Linked DNA regions of Mus musculus: all the other regions are linked to region 6. Evidence: chromatin loops called from intact Hi-C (ENCODE). Cell type or tissue: left cerebral cortex. All regions are shown on one strand.

The links. Peaks named below come from ENCODE experiments on the same cell type or tissue, not always from the same donor. Only the 100,000 strongest peaks of a DNase experiment are listed, where the experiment ranks them.
Region 1: it touches region 6 in a loop (9-fold over the local background); 33 of 42 quality-filtered maps call a loop at or near these places.
Region 2: it touches region 6 in a loop (2.7-fold over the local background); 5 of 42 quality-filtered maps call a loop at or near these places.
Region 3: a loop joins it to region 6, with 4 times the contacts of the local background. A loop is called at or near these places in 17 of 42 quality-filtered maps.
Region 4: it touches region 6 in a loop (4-fold over the local background); 11 of 42 quality-filtered maps call a loop at or near these places.
Region 5: a loop joins it to region 6, with 5 times the contacts of the local background. A loop is called at or near these places in 7 of 42 quality-filtered maps.

The regions. Positions count from the first base shown.
Region 1 is chr8:41,041,591-41,045,590 of GRCm38, forward strand. All of the region lies in intron 5 of Mtus1 (mitochondrial tumor suppressor 1), which reads right to left. Among named protein-coding and RNA genes, the nearest start is that of Gm16193, 9.4 kb to the right of the region's middle. In left cerebral cortex, a CTCF peak has its summit at 2,145 (motif pointing left); DNase peaks (open chromatin) are centred at 328 and 2,129; H3K4me3 peaks cover 858 bases; H3K27ac peaks cover 966 bases.
Region 2 is chr8:41,131,899-41,135,898 of GRCm38, forward strand. Mtus1 (mitochondrial tumor suppressor 1) reads right to left here and starts at 1,828. Exons shown (of 14, transcript NM_001005863.2): 1 at 1,583-1,828. In left cerebral cortex, CTCF peaks have their summits at 1,864 (motif pointing right) and 2,065; DNase peaks (open chromatin) are centred at 1,379 and 1,762; H3K4me3 peaks cover 1,840 bases; H3K27ac peaks cover 699 bases.
Region 3 is chr8:41,237,646-41,241,645 of GRCm38, forward strand. It overlaps Pcm1 (pericentriolar material 1), which reads left to right and starts at 2,114. Exons shown (of 38, transcript NM_023662.3): 1 at 2,114-2,318. In left cerebral cortex, no CTCF peak of the experiment used is centred here; DNase peaks (open chromatin) are centred at 1,893, 2,379, 2,772 and 3,218; H3K4me3 peaks cover 2,743 bases; H3K27ac peaks cover 1,981 bases.
Region 4 is chr8:41,189,435-41,193,434 of GRCm38, forward strand. It overlaps Fgl1 (fibrinogen-like protein 1), which reads right to left. Exons shown (of 8, transcript NM_145594.2): 8 at 2,000-2,246. The coding sequence ends at 2,087. Among named protein-coding and RNA genes, the nearest start is that of Fgl1, 24 kb to the right of the region's middle. In left cerebral cortex, a CTCF peak has its summit at 2,238 (motif pointing left); a DNase peak (open chromatin) is centred at 2,223.
Region 5 is chr8:41,414,746-41,418,745 of GRCm38, forward strand. It overlaps Frg1 (FSHD region gene 1), which reads right to left and starts at 2,373. Exons shown (of 9, transcript NM_013522.3): 1 at 2,155-2,373; 2 at 58-128. The coding sequence starts at 2,216. Gm50494 (a long non-coding RNA gene) reads left to right here and starts at 2,381. Exons shown (of 2, transcript XR_003947538.1): 1 at 2,381-2,504; 2 at 2,606-2,990. In left cerebral cortex, a CTCF peak has its summit at 2,494 (motif pointing left); DNase peaks (open chromatin) are centred at 1,700 and 2,414; H3K4me3 peaks cover 1,445 bases; H3K27ac peaks cover 521 bases.
Region 6 is chr8:40,959,767-40,963,766 of GRCm38, forward strand. The region is part of intron 2 of Pdgfrl (platelet-derived growth factor receptor-like); the gene reads left to right. Among named protein-coding and RNA genes, the nearest start is that of Pdgfrl, 36 kb to the left of the region's middle. In left cerebral cortex, CTCF peaks have their summits at 2,115 (motif pointing right) and 3,729; DNase peaks (open chromatin) are centred at 1,599, 2,129 and 3,682; H3K4me3 peaks cover 598 bases; H3K27ac peaks cover 701 bases.

The DNA.
Region 1 (4,000 bases), 82 kb after region 6:
CATGTCTTCGAAGCCAGTGGGAGAACTTCGCAGGGGAAGCAGCTTTTCCAGGGACCATCACATACTGTGTCTCTTGGCAACTCGGGGTTCTTCCAGGCCAAGAGATACAGCCAGAGAAAAACAAGCTTACATGCTAATGCCAGGCCACCCAGATTGGGGGGTGCGTGGGGGGGGGGGTAGCTAGAGTTAGCTATCCCAGAGCTCCAGGCTTCCGTTTGCTCTTCCAGATGTTGCTAACAAACAATGCCCTTCGTCTGAGCAAGATCTGTGAGGAGCAGCTCAGGAAGCAAGCAGCCTGAATTACATCACACTGTGCATGCCGCGGGTTGTTGTGGTTCCCGACTGGGATGGAAAGGGGAGGAGAAAGTGGGTGGTCTCGGGAGCTTTATGTAACAGCCAATGATGTCGCAGGTCCTGTCACTATTTGGAACGGGGCGAAATGAAATAAACCACCTCACATGCCTAATGTCTATTTATTAGCTAGGCTAAATAAAGAAAGAAAGAAATAAGACTTCATTAGAGCAATCGGTGAACCGATTCCATTGCTTTTTAACTGCACAGGGTCACACTATTATCCCTGGGCACTTTCCCAGGTGCTTTACCTAGATATACATAAACCTCATTACTTGGATGAAAAACACGCCAACAGAGCGAAACCCTCAAGCAACAAATACTTCCAATCTTTAAAATAAACAGCATTTTTTTTTTTTTACTGTGCTAATGACAGGTTGTCAAATTGTCAACTCTAATTCTCATGTATTGAGAGCCACACTAAAAACGAAAAGTTAGCCCTGTACCAGGTCTGCTGCTTCTGAGACTCGGTAAACAATATCACAAGGCAACAAACCTTACTCCATTAACAGCTCACTAGATGTTAAAAACCCATTCAGAAATCCCACACAGCATCCGAGAATCCGAGGGGACAGGAGAAGAGGAGAACTGAAGCAACTCACCCCCTTGCTCACACCCCATGCCTTGTCCTGTCAGAGGATGGCAACCCACAGAGGGTCACTGTGGGGCTGAGCGAGCACACCCACACCCAACCAACCTCCTGAATGAACACCTCCCTGCTAACAGAACCAGCAACAACAATGGAATTACTATAGCTTGATACAGTTCCTCATGCTGGGCCCCCCAAACCATAAAACTGTTTTCATTGCTACTTGATAACTGTAATTTTGCTACTGTTATGAATCTTAACATTTTCCCATGGTCTTTGGCGATCCCCGTCAGAGGGTCACACCACTGAATTAAGAGTCAAAGAAACAGACGTTCCAGCTTTGATTTCCTCTGTTAGATCACAGGTTGTTATTTTTAAAACTGTTAAAAACACCTGTCCCCAAATTCTGAATATTAAAAACAAAAAACCACAAGCTCTCCCTATGCTATCAAAATTACGGTTAAAAAGGTATCAGTGAGACTCAAAATTATAAACTGAATGAGAAATAAGATTGGTGTCACAAATAGACACACCACTGTCCACATAGTCCGATTTTGGTTTCTGGGTGGGCTCTTTTTTCAGGGGTTGGGGTTGTTTTTGTTAACAGTAAACTATTCTGTCACAAAGAAATCCACTAGCTTACACTACCCAAAGGAAGAAATAACCAATCCAGTCACCAATCAGGTACGTTTACTAAAAATTTCATTTTAACGGGCTTAAGAGAAGGCTTGGCAGGTAACAGCTAGACTTCCAGAGGACCCGTGTTCAGTTCCCAGCACCTACTTGACAGCTTACAATCATCTCCAGTCCCACCCTTTCATGCACGCATGTGATAAACAGACATGCATGTAAGCAAAACACCCACACACATAGAATAAAATAAATTTACAATTAAAAAAATAAATAAATTTAAGATAAGAAAAGTTTATTTGAACTCCACTATCATTACCTATCCCATGCACATTAAATATTAGCCGTTTTCCCTAAGTGCAGAAAGAAGCTGAAATAATGCAAATAATACCAGTGTAAAGGAAAACCAAATGTAGCTCCTGTTTGAAAAACAAAACAAAAAAACAAAAAAACAAAAAAACAACAACAACAACAAAAAACTCCTCCCAACCAACAAACTGTGCTTAGGTACAAGCTTCAAACGGCTCAGCTTCAGTTCTTTCCCAAGCATCATCTGCCCCCTGGTGGCCACCTGGCATGAGTGCAACAAAGAGGAAAGGTGTCTGCTGTTACTTTGTAACGTCCTAAGGATCAGCATAAGGCAAAGACCACAGAAAACCAGTGAAGCAAAGTTTGGTTGGTTACATAAGGAGGAGCCGTTCAAAAGGAATAGACTTTAGTTGGCTTTTGGTAGTGTTGAGTCTTTTGGTTTTGTGTTGTTGTTGTTGTTGTTGTTTGTTGTGTGTGTCATCTCTGTTCATTATAGCAAGAACACAATATCTACCCTCAACAAAATTTAAGCCTATGCTACTTACTGTTAACTATGCCGTAACTGTACGTGTTGTAACAACGTCCTGATCTTTCAAAACTGCAATCTCTCAACAGCAGCTTCCCATTTCCTGGCCAGCAGCACCAGTGCCGAGAAGCCATTACATATTACGCTGCTACGAGTCTCACAGCTTTAGATTACCAAAAGTAATCGGAGTCAGCAAGACTCCTTTCTCCCTTCTGTGCTTGTTATGTCCGTGCGATCGTGCCTGTGAGTGCCACATGTGCCACACTGTGCGTGGAGAGGCTAGGGGACGACCATCAGTTATCAGACTTTTGACATCTATTGTTTGGGATAGTCTGTCACCCTTTTGGCTGCGTCCACCAGGGTACCTTGGCCCCGAGTCTGCAGAGACTCTGCGTCTCCCCTCCCAATTTCCATCCCCCAACAGCAGATTACAGATAACCCGAAGTACCTTGTCCTATGGTTTCACAGCAAGTACCTTTACCACCCAGCCATCTCCTTGGCCCCATTTACTTTGTTTGTATCGTACTGTGACTAATATTCCATTGCATAGATACATCACATTTTCTTTACCTACAGATATGTAAGCTATTCTTACATCAGTTATGGTGAGAATGCTGCATACCTGGCAGATCAAAGCTCCTTCCACACCCTGACTCCTCTTTGGTAAGTCAGCCCTCATTGGGATATGGCTTCTAGACAGTCCCTTCATCTCGTAGGCCACCTACCATGCTACCGACGGTCACCCTGGCTAAGCAGAAGAGTTGGGGAGTCCCACATGTCCAATTTTGCTTGCCACAGGCTTCTGTATCAATCTAAGAAATCACGGACAACGACAAAGCCATGAAACGCTCCCCTTCTGCCTCTCCTCCTGAGGTTTTTGGGCTTCGAGTCTTATTTTAATTCATTTTGAGTTGTTTACTGTGTATGAGGTGAGATGAAGGCTGGAGTTCGCTGCACCCACAGACATCTAATTCTCCTCACGCTATCTCTTGGAGAGAGGACGGTTCTGCTTGGTATTTTCGTCAGTCTTGCCAGGTTCAGCGGACTGTAAGTCCACAGGTTTGTTTCTGGGCTGTCCCATTCATTGCACTGGTCTATGTATCTACCTTCATACCCATTTCAGACTGTTTTAATTACAGACTTGAAAGCAAGAATTATGGTACCATCGCCTTTGTTTTTCCGCCCACAAGATTGTTTTTGGCTACCTTGGACTCTTATTTGGTTCCCCATGAATTTCACATAGTGACTTCTCTTTCTCAGTTAAAAAAAATGCAATAAGGATGTTGACAGAGGTGACTCAAGACAATAGGCCCTTTTAGCATCTACTCTGAGGCTGGTTCTGTCTTGCTAGTTTTCGAGAGTGCTACACAGAGCAAATGTAGTAACATTGTCTGGCTTTGTTCTTACTACTGTTTGTCATGATTTAACAAAAGGAAGCTCAAACCATGTGCTGTCACAATTATTAATCTCTATTGTTATATGCATGTTACTGGAAGGCCTTCTATACTCAGGTCTATATTCATGGTGCTTTTTTTTCATTTCTACACTTACAACTTTTCTATGTAGAACACATTCATGTGCCCTGGGTGAAGAGA
Region 2 (4,000 bases), 170 kb after region 6:
AGTAAATCGACACGTGTATAGAATATAATGTGTAACACTTATTAAGATTTTGAAGGCTTTATATAATGGGGGAATTTTCATTATAGTTTACAAAGGGGAGAAAAAGAGAAATGGTGGGATTGACTCTTATTTTCCTGAATGTATCAAACTGTATACATCAGCGGTCCATTCCGGTTGAAATCAGAGCTCTCAGGGTTACTAATCAACATGCTTCTTAAAAGCTTAATTCTTGTAACTCTAGTTTCCAAAAAGTCTACAAGAAATTTATCCAGAATTTCACAATCCTAGCTAAACCCTACAAAAATTATCCTTGAATTCCTAACGGTTAATTAAAAGGTACAGACCTCTCCCAAACACAATTTGTTTCCCACATAAATCTAGTTTTTAAAAGGAACAGGTGAGGGGCTGGGGCAGCTATCAATGATAATCCAGGTGTTTGGTATATACAAAACTCTTCGCTCCATCCATTGAACAAGGGGGTGGGTCACGGGGGGGGGGGGCCGGGGCAGTGGAGAGAGGGTTCAGGTGAAGATCGATACAACATTTTAAAAGTATTTTAAACTAAATTCTATGCCTTTTTTAAAAAAACAGGGCAGGAACAGGTTTTCTTGCATAACTTTTCTTATCGATACAGTTCTTGAGAAATAAATCTGTAAACAAGAAGTTTAAACACACCCACACAACAGAGTACAGATTGCCCTAAAGGGATTGCTGGAGAGAACGGGGATGAACTATTTAAACTGATAACCTATTTGTAAAACATTCCTTACAGAGGTCATATGTTTAGCGGGGGCCCGACCCCACCTCTTTTTTGCCCTCCCACAAGTTGTCTCCGGATCCCCGGAATCCACTCCCACCCCCACCGCGCTGTGATTTGATACCTTGATTGAACTCCAATCACCTGGCAGAACATGAAAGCTCGCTTTCCTCCTGTTTTGCCTAAGACTCTGGTTTTAAGACAAACAAAATACACTGGATTTCCTCTGGTAGAACACAAGACAATTTAAAAGTAGCATTTTGCAGAGTGAGTGCCAGTATGCAAGCTATGTTTACAATTCAATGTGTCACTTTTACAAGTGAAAAGTGAACAGATCACCCTAGTTGGGGGGGGGGGCGCAAAGACTTCGCGGAAATTCGAGCTAAGTCCTCTATTGAGTAATCAATACGGCGACCCTCAACGTGGGCTTTCCCTTAGAGTTTGTAAGAACCCGCAGGCTGCAGGGAGTAAAACCCGCATGAGGACCTGGGGAACTGCACTAATTCCCTTTCTCCCATATTTTCTGCCCTGACTGCTTAGTGGGAATGGACCCCGGCAAGTCGCCCAGCCGGAAGCCTGAGGCTGCCAGGTCCAGAGCCAGAATCCAGCGCTTGGTGGGCGGCTTTCCACCGAGGATGCAAACTTGACAGTTGTCCTTTATCCACAATAAACCCACCGCCTCGGTCACTTTCAAGGTGACAGCAACTGCAGCCCGCTGTCCTGCAGGAGCCCCGCGGGTCCCACGTGAGCTCAGCCTCCCCACTCCTCCTACTTTGAAACCCACTAGGACACCCGCCCCCCTCCCCGGAAAGCCAGTCCGGTCACCGTGAGTGCGTTGCAGTCGCCGCTCCCCAGCTCCTCGTTCTCCGGAGGTCCCCACCGCGGCCGGGATGGGCGACGGAATGGGATCCACTCCGCGCTTGCCCGCAGAGCCGGGGAGCCAGCCCTGGGGGGAGCCACGGCGTTCTGCACCCTCGGCGGGTCCTGCCTTGGAGACGTCTGTACCTGGGGCTTGCAGATCGACCCCAACCCGCACCAGCACCCTGGCGGCCAGGCGGGAACCGGGAACCCGGAGCCCGGGCGTCCCAGCCTCCCCGCCCCGGGCCGCCAGGGGGAGGAGCGAAGGCGGAGGATCCTGGGCTGGGTGGCCTCGCCCCTCGCCCGCGGCGGCTCCTAGAGCCCAGACAAAGGCCAGGTTGCGGGGGGGAGAGGGGGGCAGAAGGGGCAGTGCCCCCCAAAAAAACTAACCTGAGAGACGAGCAGGGGTTCCTTGAGGCACGATGACTCCCGCGGAGCTCCACTACGGTCGCCAGCCGGGTCGGGCTCCCTGGCTAAACGTCAACATAAGCCACAAGCCCCGGGCGTACGTCCTGGATCGCGCTGCACCTGTTGCCACGTGTGTCGCAAAGCCACCGCTGCTGACTGCGCGCTTGGCTGGCTGTCCCGCGCGACCCCAAACCATTCACGTCCTGGTGGGAAAGCTAAGCTCTGCCAAGCCCAACTTTGGGGCCCCAGGACCGTCGGACAGGCTAGCTAGCCAGAGGGAGGATTGGCTCCTCCTGGGTCCCCTCGCAGCCAGAATTCCCTGTCCCGCGAAGGGCTTTGGAGTTGGGAGGTGGGGAAGTTGCAGGCTTATCAGCGTAAGGGTTTATAAGGAAGCAGCACTGATTGTTCTCGGAGAGTCCCACCTGCGCCCTATATTGTCTTCAGACTTCCGAGCAGATTACTAGCGAGCACCTATTAAAGATTAAAGAAACCAGCACTCCGACTGTTAGAAGTTCAGATGGGGGTGGGGTTGGGGTAGTGGGAGAAGCTAGGAAGAGAAGCTAGGTCTGGCCACTTGAAAGCCAAAGTCCTTGTTCTTGAATCAAACTGAGGAAATTTCAGCCTCCACTAAGCATATTTTAATATAAGGTTTTTTCCCTAAAGATTGATAGCCTGCTTGTAACAGATAAAAACATTCCTGAACATGTCAGACAACCCAGAACTCTAAGTTTAATGTATGCATGTGTGTATACATATATAAAACTACGTGGCCTGGGATTGCTGAAAAAGCATTTTCAGTACATTTCTTGGAGCGCAGAGGCGGGGGACGGGGGTGGGGGTGAGGGAGCAGAAGCAGCATTTCAGAGGTTGCCTATACCACGAATGCTGGATGATCTAATAGCTTTGCTGTTTATAGCTTTAAGTGCTTTCACGTGAACAATGATCCATTCTTCGCTCACAAGTAGACCCTGCTGTAAATAGGTTAGATTATTATCTCTATTATTTGAGTGAGGCAACCGAAGCTCAGAAAAGCCAAGTGACTTGCACATGGTCACACTGTGAGGGCAGCCAAGGCAGGCACAAACCCAGCCGAGCAGGCCCGACTCCCCCTTTTTTTCCCTCCATATTCCAGTAGATAACACCTCTTGCTTATCTTTGAAATCCCTGTCGTAATATCAACTCTGTCTGACGTTAGGAAAAAAATCATGTGACTAGTTTTAAAGTGGCACAGCATTAAAAACCATCGGACAATTCTCCCTTGAGCAAAAGGCACCCAACAAAACAAAACCAAAAAAAAAAAAAAGCCCCGGATGTTTTTTTCTGGCAAGTCATGAGATAATTATGCTAATTAGCAACATGCTTCCTCCCTAAGGAAAATCCTCCTTGTGTTAAACATATTATTTAAGCCTTTATAAGCCACGTGCCCCCGATGATTTGGCCCAATATAATCCACACACATCCAGATTCCCACCACCACTGCATTCCATTGTGCGACTTAGTTCTATGTATGAATATGGAATCAGTTTTACTTTTTATTTCTGTAAGATAAATTGAAAGAAGAAAACAAAATTTAAAAAAACAACCACTCACTGAAGTAATTGGAGATACGTCACAGTTTAGAGGCAGTCACGGTGCAGATGTGACTGTCACTTTTTTGAAGGTGTGGAAATCAGAACCTTAGCTTCTCATTGCATTCCCATAATCAGAAGTGATCTGGGGGCATCATCAGAGACTCTGTCCAGCCAAATGGTCATGAACTAAGGCCTATTGGCTTCTCTATCCCTCTTGGTTCTGGGCATATAGCCATGTTCCTGACCTCTGAACTTGAATGCTGACCTGCTCCAGAGTCCAGAATTAAGGATAAGAAGACAACTCTGCATAACTTCGTGGTGTTCTGTTCTAAAGAAAAGTTAGCATGTTTTATCCTCTGGGAGGAAAAATGAAAATTGAAGACTCTATTTAAAAATCCCTGTTTCA
Region 3 (4,000 bases), 280 kb after region 6:
TCTTTGTTTCCCACATTTTTACAGATGGCTGTACCATATTTCATCTTCCATAGAAGTCCTAGAGCTACTATTATTTTTGAGATAATATAGCCCTACTCCCCCTGTCCCAACTACTAAAGTGCTTTCTGCCCATATCATTTATTTTGTCATAATCAGGTATTATTAATACCAAACTGATTCATTTCCTAAGGTATTGTATGTCTTTATATATACAAGCTACATTTTTGGAAGTCAGGATAATTTTACAGCATCTCAGGCTTCCCCCACTCCCCATATTTCCCTAAAAGACCAGTGATGCTTGAGGAAAGTTATTTAAAAATATGCAGTATTTTTATTCTTTGCAATTTTCATGTCACGTATTTTGATCATATTCACATACCTCAACTCTTTTTCATAGGTTCTCCAAGATTCACCCTGCACTTCTCCCAAAATGAAAGAGAATCATATCCTCTTAAAACACACACACACACACACACACACACAGAGACACACACACACACACACACACACACACACACACACACACACAGACAGAGAGACACAGAGAGTTCTGTGTAAGCAACTTAGTCACACACACACACACACACACACGAGAGAGAGAGAGAGAGAGAGAGGGAGAGAGAGAGAGAGAGAGAGAGATCTGTGTAGGCAACTTAGTGAGACTCAGATCCAAATGAAAAATAGAGGCCTAAAGATTATAGGTCAGTAGTAGAGTACTTGCCTAGCATGTCATGTCGAAAAGCCCTAGGTTCAATATCCACTACCCGGCTGGGTGTGTAGCTCAGTTGACAGAATGTTTGCCTAGCATGCATGAAACCCTGGGTTTGATTTCCAGCAGTGTACTGATTCATTTCCTTAAGGTATCGTATGTTTTTATGTATACAAGCTACATTGAGGTGGAATGCTACACTTCAGCATTCCACAAGCAGAAGGATCTGAAGTCAGAGATTTGAGGCCAGCCTGAGATACAAGAGACGTTGCCTCAGAAACAGGATAAAAACGAATACAGAAGGCTATGGACACAGTAGTAAATTGCCCTGGGCAGGAAGAGTTTAGTTGATAGGAACCGTGGTGCTCTGAGAGAGTTGTAGTATTTTGTTTTGTAAACAATTTGTTGGTAATTGTGTGGAGCAATTTATTGTGGAAAAACAGAAACCTATTCTTTCTCAATTACATTATTTTACATTTAAAAAAATCCTATTTTAGACATTTAGAAGCTGTCTAAAAACAGAATGTGTATGCATGCAACTAAAATCGACAGGTAGTCTTAACTTCGGAGCCTGGCATATTGAAAGCCTTGCAACTTAAAAAAAAAAAGTTTTGTTTTGTGCTGTTTTTATGACACTATTTATCCATTTATTAACCTTAACACAGCCGTTAGCAAGAATATAAATTAAACAGGATTTCAAAGACTATCCGTTCAGCGAAAATTTCACAAGATTAAACTCTGTTTACAACTACTTCTTTCTACCAACAAAGTAGCGGGACAGCGTTCCAAGTGGCAATGACCACTGACAATCTTATTTATGATTCTTCCACCGACTAAGCACACATGACATACTGATTTAATATCCTTGCTAAAATTAGGGGTTAGATTGTAAAGGCTCATCAGTATCCTTCGTGATAGGAAAGTGGGTAGGAATGCACTACAAGGGTTCCCAGTCTTCCGGTCTCCATCTGGAAGCTCATGCCTCCACAGAAAATTAGAAAGCGCCCGGAGACTTGCAGTGAGCTAAAGCACTTATAAACCCCACAGGCCTCAAGCCTTAAAAAACACAGCGGAGCCATCTGGCAGGCGCACAGCACACTGGGATTTGTAGTTCCGTTTCTTTTGGCTACCCAGTTGAGTGGGCATTCTGGGATGTGTAGTTCCCAGGTTGTTCGTCTGCACAAATCTTTTCCTGACTAGAGGGGCGGTACGTGACTCCACGGAAGGCCCGAGCGTCACGTGACTCAGGTCACCGCACGCCCGGAGTTCGCACTGCGGCTCCAGCCCCGGCGAGTTCTCGCCCCCGCGCAGCCGTTGCCGAGGAGACCGCGCTCGTCTCGCGGAGCGTTGCGCCCCCCCCCCCCTCTGCAGTTCCCCCGCCCCCCACTCTTCTCCCACCACAATGAGGTCCTAAGATGGCGGTGGCTGCGGCGGTTGGCGCCTAGTTAGCTAATGTAGAGAAGGCGGCCATTGGGGCTTTGGGCAGTCGAGGGGGATTTGTGGGCCTCCCTTCCGCGGTCTTGGAGGAAGAACCGCTGCCGGCGGCGGCTCCTGGAGGGGCGGCCGACCGCCACTCGGCCCTTGGCAGGAGGGGCGGCTTCGTTTCCAGGTAACGCGGCCCTGGGCCACCGCGGGCCGGAGCACAGGGTGGTTCGAGGCGGGCGCGGCGCTGGAAGCGGCCTGGGGCCACGCCTGCCCGTTTTAACTCTGAGGTCCCATGGCTGCGCGATCCTTCCCCACCCCCAGGCTGTCATCGGCTCCTCTCGGCGCCGACTGACACGCTAGCTCTGGCGAGCGTCTGGGACGACGCTGGCTGGCGCCTCCACGATCTTGGGGCGTCCCATGTGAGGACCGCTCGCCCGGTGCTGGAGATTTCACCCCCCTCCAGGGTGGAGGGGAAGGTTGCCTTGTAGTTCGGGGTGATGAGTTCCGAAAGAAACTGGCCTTGGCGGCCCGAGGCCCCGGGGACCGCCATCCCTCCCAGCCCACCCGCCGAATTCCATCCTGGGAGGGGTCCCGGGCGGCCCGGATCCTCCTGGGTGCAGAGAGTCTGTGGCCCGGGAGTTTTCTGCGGTCCCTTTTATTCTTGGAGCAGGAAGGCCCCTGGAGGCGTTCCTGACTCCTGCTAGTAGGTTCTTTTCGCTAAGAAAATGTTAATTTAATAATCCTTCTCCGCGCTCCTCCCACTGCCCCTTCTTCACCCCTTCGGGAAGATCCAGTTTCTTTACATCTAGAATGGGTGGTGGGGGGGCGAGGGGGAGACTGGGGATGGGTGGGTGGGAGGGAAGCGAGATGTCCAGTGGGATTCTGGCAGCCTGGCTTGCTTTGCAGAGACTGCTGTTAAGGATTAGGTGTTCGGCCCCCCTGTGGGGGCGTCTGCGTGAACCAACTTTTCCTCTCGCGCTAGCCTGGTCCAAACCCAAAACAAAACACAAAACGTTTTTTTCCTCCCCTTTCTTTCATGGCGGTATTAGGATTGGTGTGGGAACTACGGGTGACAGATCGTGCTTTGGCGCTTAGAAGAAGCGGGCTTTCTGGGTGCCCCTACCGCCTCCTACCCCCGCCCCATAACCGCTTTCCAGACCCCGCCTTCGGTGTTCTCTGGTTACTAGAGCCGGTGTTCAAGAGCTTTTTGTGCACCTGCTTCTGCCTTTTCCCTATCACCTTCCTGGTCAGGGCCACTGGCTGGCGTCGTTAATACCGAATTTCGCACTTGAAGGTACACCTCGGTAAATGTAGTTAAAAAAAAAAAAAGAATTCTCATGCCTAAAGCTTTTTTAAAAAATAAGAGAGTAACAAGTTCTTGAATAGTTTGAGTAACAGGGATTTAATGACTTAATCAGGAGAGTACATTTTCTTCAAGGGTCTTTAGATGGCAGCTGCGGGCTATTTTCATTATATTCCAAAGTGAGTGTTAACACCCAAAGCGTTTGGAAGGATCTTAGAGACTTGGGGTATCTAAACGTCTTTGTTAATGTAAATTGAGTTTAAAATTATTTATAAATTACATATTTTTAATTATCTGAAACGATAGGTCATAAATTTAGTGCTTTCTTTCTAAGTATAAAGTGTAAGAATTTACTGGGTTTTTAAAATTTTAATAAGCAGACAGTTGCTTTGAACCGTGGAACAGAAAGGTATTTCTGAAATGGGGAAAATTTGTTTTTGACACCTTAGTGTGTTAGTTTCATATGTATTAAAGTTGGGAACACTTTATACTGGGCTATGCTGTCTAAAAGCTGGTGCAGGGTTGAAGGGTCTATTTAGTAAGCACACACTTTGGGTGTGCAG
Region 4 (4,000 bases), 230 kb after region 6:
GGAGGAAATATTTACTTGCTGTTTTAGATCCGTGACCAACTCTAGGAATATTTACACTATTAACTTTTAAGACCTTTATAAGTAGTGTCAGTATTTTATGTTTACCTATCAGTTAGTACAATTTATACCAAGTTTAACACATATCACTTTTGCAAGGTTGTCATGTATACAAGTATCTACCATCTACAACTTGGAAACTGTGAAAGTTCTCAACTACACCTTCAGATTCATTAGCTAGAAGTATATCTAATGAGGATCATCAGAAGACCAGTTGCCCCTTCTTCCAAAACATCATCATTTCATCCATGAACTTACTGCGGGTCTCATTGCAGAACACTCACTCTCAAGTACTCCCTTCATGCAGGTGACTTTTTCTATAATTTTTCTTATAACTATCCTTTCTTTTTAGCCAAAGGCCAGAATGAAGGCCAAGGAACTGATGGGTGACCTATTTTACCATATTTCTCTTGTCTTTTCATGTCAGTTGTATGTTATAGTTCTGACTGACAGTGAGGATGCTGGGATCCAAGGGGGTCACTGTATGATGGACTGTCTCAGTGTGTCTGCATACTGTGTTTTGGACAGAAGTGACGAGTCCAGGAGCCAAGGAAAGTACTGCTGTCTGAATATATCTAAAATGAATGACTCGAGGTACAGAATGAAGATAGGCATTTTTGTCACAGTTCTAATAGGTTGAAGATGTCAAATTACTCAGACAAAGTAATCTTACAAAAGTGATTCTCTCTGCACCAGCAGGAGGCTGCCATCTTGCTGCCCTACCTATTATAGACACTGTGGTTAAAAATAAAAACAAAAGCCGGGCGTGGTGGCACACGCCTTTAATCCCAGCACTTGGGAGGCAGAGGCAGGCAGATTTCTGAGTTCGAGGCCAGCCTGGTCTACAAAGTGAGTTCCAGGACAACCAGGACTATACAGAGAAACCCTGTCTCAAAAAACAAACAAACAAAACACAAAAACAAACAAACAAAAACCAACTTACAATTTCATGTTTATGTGGTTGCTGTGCCTTTCTCCCTTAGCTGTGTGGGCTCAAGCTGTATCTTCTGAGCCTGGCCCAGGGTTAGCATGCAAATAGTTTTTGGAAGATCTTTCTTTTATCTTCACTTAAAAAACACCAATCCAGAGTTATTCAAGAAGATCCATTCATTGCCTAGTACCGAACAACTTAGATTTGAGTTTTTGGTTTTTTTCACTAACCTTATAACCAAAACTCAGATACAGAAATTCTCAGCTCAGCAGCAGCAACCTCTCCCAGGGGCTGACCTATGAAGTAAGATGAGGCCTCTGGTTACTTCTCCATTGTCAACCAACATCATGTGTAAAATAAGGCCTATGAAGAAAGGTGGAAACAGCAGAAATATCCTGAGCATGTGAGTAGTGCTTATACCTTTGAAGAGCCTGGACTGCGCTTAACAGTTTAACTCTGTAGCCACAGACTTTAATCCAAAGCCCAACGTGTAATACGTATGTAGCTGATTTGGACAAAACATCATATTTTGCCAGATTTTGTCTCTCTCTCTCTCTCTCTCTGTCAGTCGCGTTATATATGATTTATTGGTTTATTTTGGTTTTTTTGTTTGTTTGTTTTCTTTTCCCTAAACAAGATTTCTCTGTGAAGTCTTTCCTGGCTATCCTGAAATTCGCTCTCTAAACCAAGCCAGCCTTGAACTCAAAGATCCACCTGTGTCTGCCTTCCAAGTGCATGGATTAAAGGCGTGCACTAAACACACCCGGGCATATGTGATTTATTATTACAAATTTAAGCTTGGGTTATTAGTTAATCATGTTAATCAGTCTGTGGTGTTTTCTAGACAGTTCTAACCTCTTCTCATATCAGTATGCACATAGCAATTTGGTAAACATTAACATAATCTGCATTTATTTGGTGGATGTTGTGTATCTGCTGAACTTAAAGTACATTAAGTAATAAAGGCAGTATGAAGAATGAGAAGTCACACACAATTACCATGGCCATGAGTGTGTTATTCAGAATTATATCTTTTTCAAATATTTATTTTCAAGTAAACCAAGATGAATTACAGAAAGGAGATCCCAATGAGGGCAACTAAATAATATTTGGAATAAAATCACTTGGCCTAATTTTCATAACCACAGATTTCAAGGAATACCACCACCCATGCCAGGTGTACCACACAACACCATTATCCGTTTCTGCCCTGTAGGAACCACGGTAGTAAACACCGTTCAGGTTTGCAGAGTGACACCTAGTGGGAGAACAGAAGAAAACAGAGCAATCAGAAGGAAAGTACTCTTGAGAAACTTGCTAAGAAATGATTAGAACTTTTAGATAATGACTTCTGCCATTTTCCCACAAAACTTTCATGTTCTCAAACCTGAGACTTTTCTACAACCAAATGTTATTTAAACAGGTGAGTTTCGGTCCCATAGTATATGTGACGATCCATCCCAAATCACTTGGAGTGTTGAGAATTAAATAACTCAGTTCTTTCAGTTTTCCCTCTACCTCCCCCGCCCTCTCCTTTCTTTTTCATTTTTCTTTTTTTTTTATTGAGTGTTTTTTTTTCTTAAAAAATATTTATTTATTTATTTATTTATTTATTTATTTATTTATTTATTTATTATATGTAAGTTCACTGTAGCTGTCTTCATACACTCCAGAAGAGAGCATCAGATTTCATTATGGATGGTTGTGAGCCACCATGTGATTGCTGGGATTTGAACTCAGGACCTTTGGAAGAGCAGTCGTCGATCTTAACCATCTCACCAGCTCCTATTTTTCTTTTTTTGAAGCGGCAGTTTCTCTGTGTAGCCCTGGCTGTCCTGGAACTCACTCTGTAGACCAGGTTGGCCTCAAACACAGAGATCCTCCTGCCTCTGTCTCCCAAGCTCTGGGATTAAAGGCCTGTGACACCACTGCTTAGCTTAGTATTTCAGTTCTTAGTAGCTTTTAAACAAAAAGGAGAAGGAAAAAAAAAAAAAGCAAAGAAAAACTTCTTTGTAAACTTCACCTACATCCTCCCAGTTGAGCAGTGTTTATTTACCTTGTGGTTGGCCAGGAAGCCATGATTAGCAAAATAAGACTGGGGGGAGGGGCTCTGCTGCAGCTTCCTGGGTAGTTGGTGCATCCAAGTTCTCTAATCTACAGCCAAGATGTGTGAGGAGAGCATTGGGGGCTGTTTCTAGGAATTCGGCAGGAATTTGACATTGGGCTAGGACTAGGAAGTAGGCTCCAGGTCAATACAGCTGAGGAAAGTATTGCATTCCTTGTATTTTGGTCATTGTGATAAACCCCTAGATGCAGGGACCACAGGACTTTGTTTATTGCCTTGTTTGATTACTTTGATTGTTGCCTTGTTAATCGATTACTTTGTTTATGCCTCAGGACTGAGCTTACTCTTTGTATGTACCTAGATTGTTATAAAAGCAGACTGGAAAAAACAAACCTGCTTTAGCTTCAGCACCTGCTGGAGTCGTCATTCATGTTATACTGTTGTCTAATTGTCTTTTTCTTTCCCATCTTTCCACCTCCACCCTGTTGAGGTGACTGAGCTGGCCTGGTCAGATGTGGCTTTCACTAGTCAGATCGCTTCTTTGAACTGTTACCATATCAAATATTTCCATCTTCAAGAGCAAACAGGACCCAAACCTCCTTTTAAAACTCCCCCAGCTATCATCAAATAATCTATTGTCTGGGTTGCCAAGTTAATTTTTTTACATATATGGCACCAATCTAGATAGGTTTGTTAGAGTATCATAAAACTCAAATATTTCCTTCTTCCTCCTTTGGAGTACACTCATCTGTCCTTGGCATACAAAAACTTCTATGTTACAGTTTGTTCTAATTTTCCTGATATAATATTAATCACTGGTTTTTTGGTTTTGTTTTGTTTTGTTTTTTGGTTTTTCAAGACAGGGTTTTTCTGTGTAGCCCTGGCTGTCCTGGAACTCACTCTGTAGACCAGGCTGGCCTGGAACTCAGAAATCCGCCTGCCTCTGC
Region 5 (4,000 bases), 450 kb after region 6:
TAAAAGAGGTTCTAGAGAGAAAAAAATTAAAAAATAAAAAGAACTGAGGTGGCTTACCCACAATATCAAGTTGGGTCTCCTCGTCTTCTTCCCGTTTTCTCTTCTTATCTTTGCTCTTTTTCTTTTTACTAAAGGGGAAAAAAGATGTATGCATGGACTTGGACATACTGTTATGTGTTAAGAACTACAAGGTGAGAACTCAGGAGTCATTCCAGCTCTATGAGTGACCTACGGATAAACGATCTTTTACAATTTACAGATGTTTGGTTTAAAACACCGAGAAGCTGCTTCTGCCCTCATTTCCCAGACGACAGACTGCAAAGCAGAAGTAAGCTGAAATAACCCCTCTCCCTACCCCATGTCTTTGGTCAAGTTGTTTTATCAGAGTAATAGAACCCTTAACTAAAGACAGCCTTGTTGTAAAGCATTTCTCAAAAAGCTAAACACTGAGTTATCAAAAATAACACCCTAGGTAATTCTACACACACACACATGTGTGTGTGTGTGTGTGTGCGCGCAGATATCCAAGAGAAATGAAAAAAGTATGTCCACAAAAACCAGAAAACTGATAGCATCATTGTCATTAGCAGAAAACACTCATCAAATGAAGAAAGAACATAATAAAAATAGTATCATTCAGTCACAGAACAGAACAAACACACAGCCCACAGGATGGATTGCTCTTCAAAACGAAGAGCAAGAAGCTAGGTATAGCACACAGCAGCAGCCCCCAGCAAACGGGTGGATCTCTGTGAGTTCCAGGTATAGCACACAGCAGCAGCCCCCAGCACACGGGTGGATCTCTGTGAGTTCCAGGCCAACCAGAGCTACGTACGGAGATCCTGTCTCAACAGCAACCTAAGTGAAAGAAGCCAAACATAGAAGGCTATGTACTATTTAATTCCACAGGCATAACATATTCATAACAAGTAAATCCTTATAGCTGGAAAGCAGTCGACAGAAGCTGGAAGGGCGGGCAGAAGGGTGTGACTATTTAATGGTTGGTTAAACAGTCTCCTTTGGAGTGGCAAAATGCTTACTGACTAAATAGTGGTGAACTCGTAAATATACTAAACCCCACTAGCTGTACACTTTAAAAGGAGTTTATGGCTTATGAATTACAGCTCCATAAATGGAAACACGAGGAGAGATCTTAGGGGAAAAGTGATTATTCAGAGTGCTTACAACAAATTCTGAGCCTTGCTGTGGTTGCAGCCCAAGCCTTTAATCCCAGCACTTGGGGGTTGGTGGGGTGGGGGAGGTGAGGCAGGTGAGTGTCTGAGTTCATGGCTATCCTAGTCTACAGAGTTAAGTTCCAGGACTACACAGAGAAACCTTGTCTCAAAAAAACAAAGAACCAATCATGGAAACATGGAAAGCACTACATAGGTTTTAATAACTGCTGTCTTAACTTCTTTGTATTTTATCGACAACATCTTCAGAAGCAAATTCTAAATTTTAAACAGTTTCAGATTCGGTCAGGATAAAGCTCCGAGCTCATTCAGCACGAAGCTCGCTGACAAGTACCTGTTGAAACTGCTTCAGCGGTGATACAGGAAATAAAGTGTTCAACTTTGGCTAGATCCTTCAAGAGGACGGAAATAGGATCGGGCAAGATATCTTTCTCTATAGGGCTAACTATAAATCACACCCACATGCCTCCACTTGGCTGTTATATTCTGAGTTGGCTGTCTCATTCAGTTCTCATAACTCTTTTTTATAGTCTCGAGGAACAAGAACCAGCGTCTAATAAATCAGCAAACGAACCATCAACCCATCACCGGTGCGAATTCAAGGTCCCGACTCACACTATGATGCAGCTTTGCCTGCCCCCTACATATTACACTGCAGAGAATCAGGGCGTTTTTGTTTGTCCGCTTGCTTTTTCCATTTGCAGGAAAGACCGGTGGAAAAAAAAACTTTCCTTAAAGCAAGTTATCAAGGCAGGCAGGGGGAGGCCTGGGGGGGGGGGCAAAAGTAGGACTCCTGGTCTCTCCGTTTCGGGGGATCCCCGGCCACGCAGCGTCAGCTAAGAAGTGTCGGGGAGGCTGTCCACGCAGGTCTGAGTGTCCTGGGTGGCTTGGCTACCCCGTCCCTTGAGCCCCGGGGATGGATGCACTGAGAACCGCGCCTCCCTCCCGAGCGCCGCCTCACCTCTTGGCTTTAGTGCCCTTGAGCACGAGTTTGGTGGACTTTACATAGGAATATTCGGCCATGGCCCGGCTCGCTGAAGTGGCAGCCTCTGGCAGAGCTTCCGTAGGACTGGGAGGAGGAGGAAGTGGCTCTAACGGCCGGAGCTGAGCGAGTCCCCGAGGAACTCTCGGTCTTCTTCAACCCAAGGCTACGATTCTCCGGCTTCCTGTTTACTGCTTCCGATGCACTACGGCGGCCGTGGAGGGTCCAATCACGTCAGCGTTCCTGCGGCGAAGTCCCGGATGTTCGCGGTTTTTTTTCCCCCCCAAACCAGGCAAAACTTATAGAGACGCCCCCTGGTGGAAGCGAAGGTATCCAACAGTTTCCTGCTGCCGAGGTTGTAAAGACCATACCTGGATTGGATGAGCCAGATGTTGAAAGGATCAAATCTATCTGCCCACTCTCTTTGCAGCGGACATCGCACCAAGTACCCGGCAACCCGCCAGACTGGGCCTGCACAGAGAAACCGAGATGTGTGTTCTGTGGAGGCGTGGGTCACAGCCTTGGCTTCGGGCAACTTTATCAACGACTCTGGCTCCAGAGTTGTTAGTTGTGTTGTACATGTTTTACTCGTGTATTGTGTATGAGTAACACACAAGAAACAATTGAGGAATGATACAATGTATAGTTGCTAACTACTGGTTTCTATCGCAAGTGCTGAAGAGACTTTGGTCTCCACACCGAATACTGTCTTTCCCTGTAGTCTTGATCCAGCCAAGTGCGTATTCCTTTTGCCTCCTCCAATCTTCCCCGCAATGTTATAACTCCCTTCCATTACAAACAATGCACCGCTGATACAGCTTCTGTGTGATCTTTGGTTTTTGTGAAAGAAACATGAATGCTGTTAGAATCAAAAAATGGAATGGCTTTGTCAACACTTGACAAATATAAAACACTTTTGAAGGAATGATTGATGGCAGCTCTGGCAAGGGATGACGTGCAAAGATATTCTAGGTCTGTGTGATCTGGCTGGAATCCAGACACACACTTAGTACACACCTTTAATCCTAAACAACGATGTCTAATTGAGGGGCAAACAAAGTGGTGAATCAGAGGGAGATTTGACAGAATATGCTCAACGCTCATCTGAGTGGCACAAGAGAGAGAAGCTATTCAGGTCAGGGGCAAGTTCAGTCTTTAGCGCTTGTCAGTCAGTGGGGAGTCAGAGTGGCGAGTACAGTACAGTGGAGTTGAGTGAGTTCCTTCATGAGCTCCTGCAGTTCAGTGAAGGTCAGCAGAGGCAGTTAAAGCCAGAGAATGAGAAGCCAGAAGATTAGAATAGATTACCAGAGTTAGTTTGAGGGCAAGCAGAGCAACTCAGGAGACACGGAGAGAAGCCAGATGAAAATCAGTCAGCTTGGAGAGGAGTTGAAGCCAGAATAGATTAGCTGAATCAGCCAGCCAGAATTTAGAAAGGAGTGGAAAGGGTGAGTTTATTCAGCAGCAAGCCTCTGAGATGGCGATTACATCTAGCAAATAGAAGATATTTTTGACAAAACTATCACAAAGATACTGCCTGAACTCCAACCTTGCACAGAAACTGCCCACAACCTCATACAGGAAACACTTTTGCAAGTACTTCTCCCTATCCAGCAAATAAATACAGGGTCTGTTATTTGTAACTCAGCCAATGATTATTGCTTAAAAGTATCTGATTTAACTCTCTTTATCTTTGTCTTGTCTTTTCTGGTGCTGGGGACCTGGCTTTGTGATAGGAACAGAGCATGCAGTTTAGGGTAAGGCCCTGGAAAACTGCACAAGCAGGAATGACCACGCTTTTCCCAAGAACACCAGAAGGGAGCTGGGT
Region 6 (4,000 bases):
CAGTGTTTGTAGGAGAGATTTTCTTTTTTTTTTTTTTTTTTTTTTTTTGCGACGGGATCTTGCAATGTAGCCAGGCTGACCTTGGATGCAGGCTTCTCTTGCCTTAGCCACCCCAGTGCTGAGATTATAGGCATTCACCACCAAAGCCCAATTTATTTTGTCCTTAAAACAGCTAACTTCCTTCTCTTTCAGCTGCTGAGGTCATTACTCCATTCCGAGAAACTGGAGCCATAGAGTTCCTTAATGCCCCTTTCTCCTGCTTCTTTCTTCCCTGTTTTTACATCACCAGAAGGAGGGAATCACCTTGGATGTTTGCATCTTTCACATCTGCATCCAGTCAAAGGTCTTGTCTCTTACCAGAGATGGAGAAGAGCTCTAGCCTGCTGTTCCCTGGTACCCAGCACAGTGTCTCCTGGCAAATGCAGGTTGTCAGAGAACAAGCAATGCTGTCGAAAGGGGCTGAGAGCCGGTCGAAAGTTAGGTACCATGATCGATATGACCCGTGACCTGGGAACAAGGTCTATTTGAGCTTTAATTTCTTCATTTTGCAAAGACTTTATTTATTTACTCGTTTGTTCTTGTCTGTGTCCACACAAAAGCTAGAAAGAGGCAGCTATAGGTTTTGCAGGATTCCCTGGCATGTTACCTGGGCACTGGGATCTGAGCTCTAGCGCTCATGGCTGTGGAGTAGGTCCTCCGAACCAGCCCCATCTCTGAACTTTCAAGCTGAAAAAAAAAAAGTTTACTGTTTTTGCTTAAGGTTCCCCCCTTCCTTCTCTCCCCCCACGCCCCATGCTTGTTCTTTTGGAAGAGAAAGTCGAGACAGGTCCTTGCTTTGTAACCCAAGCTATCTTCACGGCAATCCTGCCTCAGTGTCCTAAGTACTGAGAATAACAGGTATGGGCTACCATCCTTGGCTTCTGTTGTTTATAACACTTGGCTTCTTTATTTTGATATCCTTTATTTGGTGTGTATGGAAGTTTTGCCTTCATATATACTCTGCACAACCCGGTCTTACGCCTGTAGAGGCCAGAAGAGGGTGGTTAGCAAATCTCCTTGGAACTGGAGTGGACAGCCACGTGGGTACAGAGAATTGAACCCTGATCCTCTGCAAGGCAGCCAGTGCTGTTAGCGGTAAGCCTTGTTGTTTTCTTTGACACGTGGTGATTATGTATTTTAGTGGAGATGCAGTGGAATGATCTATACATGTACATACTGTGTATTAATCAAATTAGACTATTTAACATATTCATTACCTCATACAATTTTCATTTCTTTGTGCTGAGGACATTCAGAAGGATCTCTTCTACCTATTGTAAAATATCCAAAAATATTATTCACCACACTCACCCTGCCAGCACTACACAGGAGGACCAAATTCCCCAGCCTATTGGAACTTCGTACCCACTGACCATTCTTTGCTTTCTCCTCGCTCTTCCAGCATCTAGTAACCACTCCCATGAAGCAAATGACTCGCAGAGACCGGAGCTGCTGAGCTGAGCCGCAGAACTTGGATGGGTCCCCTGCCATCCTCCGCCATCTGTGATAGGTCCCGTGGAATAAACTTAGATCCAAGTCACTCTTGGCCTGGGGAAGCCAGTTTCAGGAGAGATATACTCGCTGCAGCCTGGGATAGACTATATTAATACATCTACTTTCAAGTTTAAGATTGAAAACTAGCCGGGCGTGGTGGCCCACGCCTTTAATCCCAGCACTTGGGAGGCAGAGGCAGAGGCAGGCGAATTTCTGAGTTCAAGGCCAGCCTGGTCTACGGAGCGATTTCCAGGACAGGCAGGGATATACAGAGAAACTCTGTCTCGGGAAAAAAAGTGAAAACTAGCCGGACAGTAGTGGCGCACGCCGTTAATCCTAGCACTTGGGAGGCAGAGAGGCAGGTGGAATTCTGAGTTCGAAGCCAGCCTGGTCTATAGGGTGAGTTCCAGGATAGCCAGGACTATAGACAGAAACCCTGTCTCAAAAAGCCAAAATAATAATAATAATAACAACAACAATAACAAATTTTTAATTGAAAACTAGTAAGTGGAATATAATTTGCCTTCCTGGGATAGCTTCTAATAAGTGGGTCACTTCCATATCATGTCATAATCATAATGACCACTAGGTGGCAGGCTTTACCGGCGTTAAGATTGTCTTCAGTAAAAGATTGCACTTGAGGAAGGTGTGGCTAAGCAGCACAGGCAAGGTCCCTCAGAGGCTACAGCAACTGTTTCAGTGGGGTGCTGAGGTAGACTGGGGAATCACTTCCACACTGGACCATTTCCAGTTGCATAGACATCCCCCTTCTTTGAGACCAGAAAAGGGGGGCGGGGAGGGGGTACTTGAAAAAACAATCAGTGTGTTTTATCATTTACCACATGTTCCTGATCTCTCTGCACCCTCCCCTGCTTCCAATGCTTTTTAAAAGCTTCTGCTAGGGGGCTGGTGAGATGGCTCAGTGGGTAAGAGCACTGACTGCTCTTCCAAAGGTTCTGAGTTCAAATCCCAGCAAACACTCAGTGGCTCACAACCATCCACAATGAATTGTGGACAGCTACAGTGTACTTGTATAATAATAAATAAATCTTTGGGCGGGGATGAGTGGGGCCTGAGCAAGCAGAGGTCCTGAATTGTGAGTGTACACACACATTCTTGGCCCTTGCCTTTAGTCTCAGCACTGGAGAGACAGAAGCAGGCAAGGCTCTGTGAGTTCAAGGCCAGCTTGGTTTCTGGGCATAGTGAGATCCTGTCTTAAAAATAAAAACAAAAAGCCAGGTAATGGTGGCACATGCCTTTAATCCCAAAACTTGGGAGGTAGATGTCTGAGCTGGAGGCTGGTCTGATCCATGACAGCCTGGGATACCCAGAAAAACTATCTGGGGGGGGGGGAACAAAAGACAGACAGACAGACAGACAGACAAATTGCAAGTGCAGAATATCAAGCCACAATGTCTCTTCCCAACCCGAGTGTGCCACAGTGAAACATTCTAGTAAAATGGTCCAGATCATAAGATAAATTCCCAGTGGTACATCAGTCGGTCTGTTTCCATCCGTTCTGCAAACATTCCTCGTCTTCAGCTCTGCCATCCACATCGACGCGCTTCAGGTGTGGGGAACAGGGGAAGTCTTAGCACTCTGCTGAGGCAGAAAACAAAGTAAGAAATTTGGACCGTGTGGCCTAGCCAAAGGGTTAAATAAATCTCTGATGAAAGGGGAGAGGTGTGAGCTCTGCACCCTCAAAGTGAGGAGACAAGTTTTTGGCCGTTCCCTAGACCCGCTCCACAGTAAAAATTAAAAACAAAGTCAGGGTTCAAGCATTCATTATCTTTCAGGATGTGCCTGTGGTGTGTGGTGTAGGGTGTTAACTTTTTTTTTTTTTTTCAGTCAAGAACTGGAAGCCCGGAGGAGTGGGTGGGGCACAGCTCTCTTTGATGGCTGGTTCCTCTCAGAACAATAAATAGCTTTTAGGAGAAGAGAAGGCATCTATCTGTCTTTCCACTTGGCTGCCCCGGGTAACTGCTCACTCCACCCACAGACTGTACAAAGGAGGGTGGACCAGCGATGCAGACAGTGGGCTGCAGGCCAGTCTCCTAAGCGGCCCGTCTCACCAGCTTACACGGGGGAAGGAATTCATCCGAAGGGCATTTTCAAAGAAAGGAATGCGAGGGAGTATTTATGACCAGAAAGAACTGGCTGTTGAGAGAGGGGGAGCTGCATAACGTGAGCACCCACTGGCGGTATGCAGAGAAGGGAGCATCTTTCTTCCCCCAGCTAACGAATTGTGGTAAAATACACCCAGAACAGCACCGGTAGCATTTTTTAACCGCGCTTACGTATACAACTCAGTATACATGGGGAAACTGGTTTTGTTAGGCGGACTTGTTTCAAAGTCAAACTCATTTTCCTTCGAAGTTGGATTTTCTTGGCAGAACAAATAAAAAATGACGTGGCCTCGGCTTCTCTTTCTCCTTATGTGGGGCTGCAGGTTAGCTCCGTGCACACG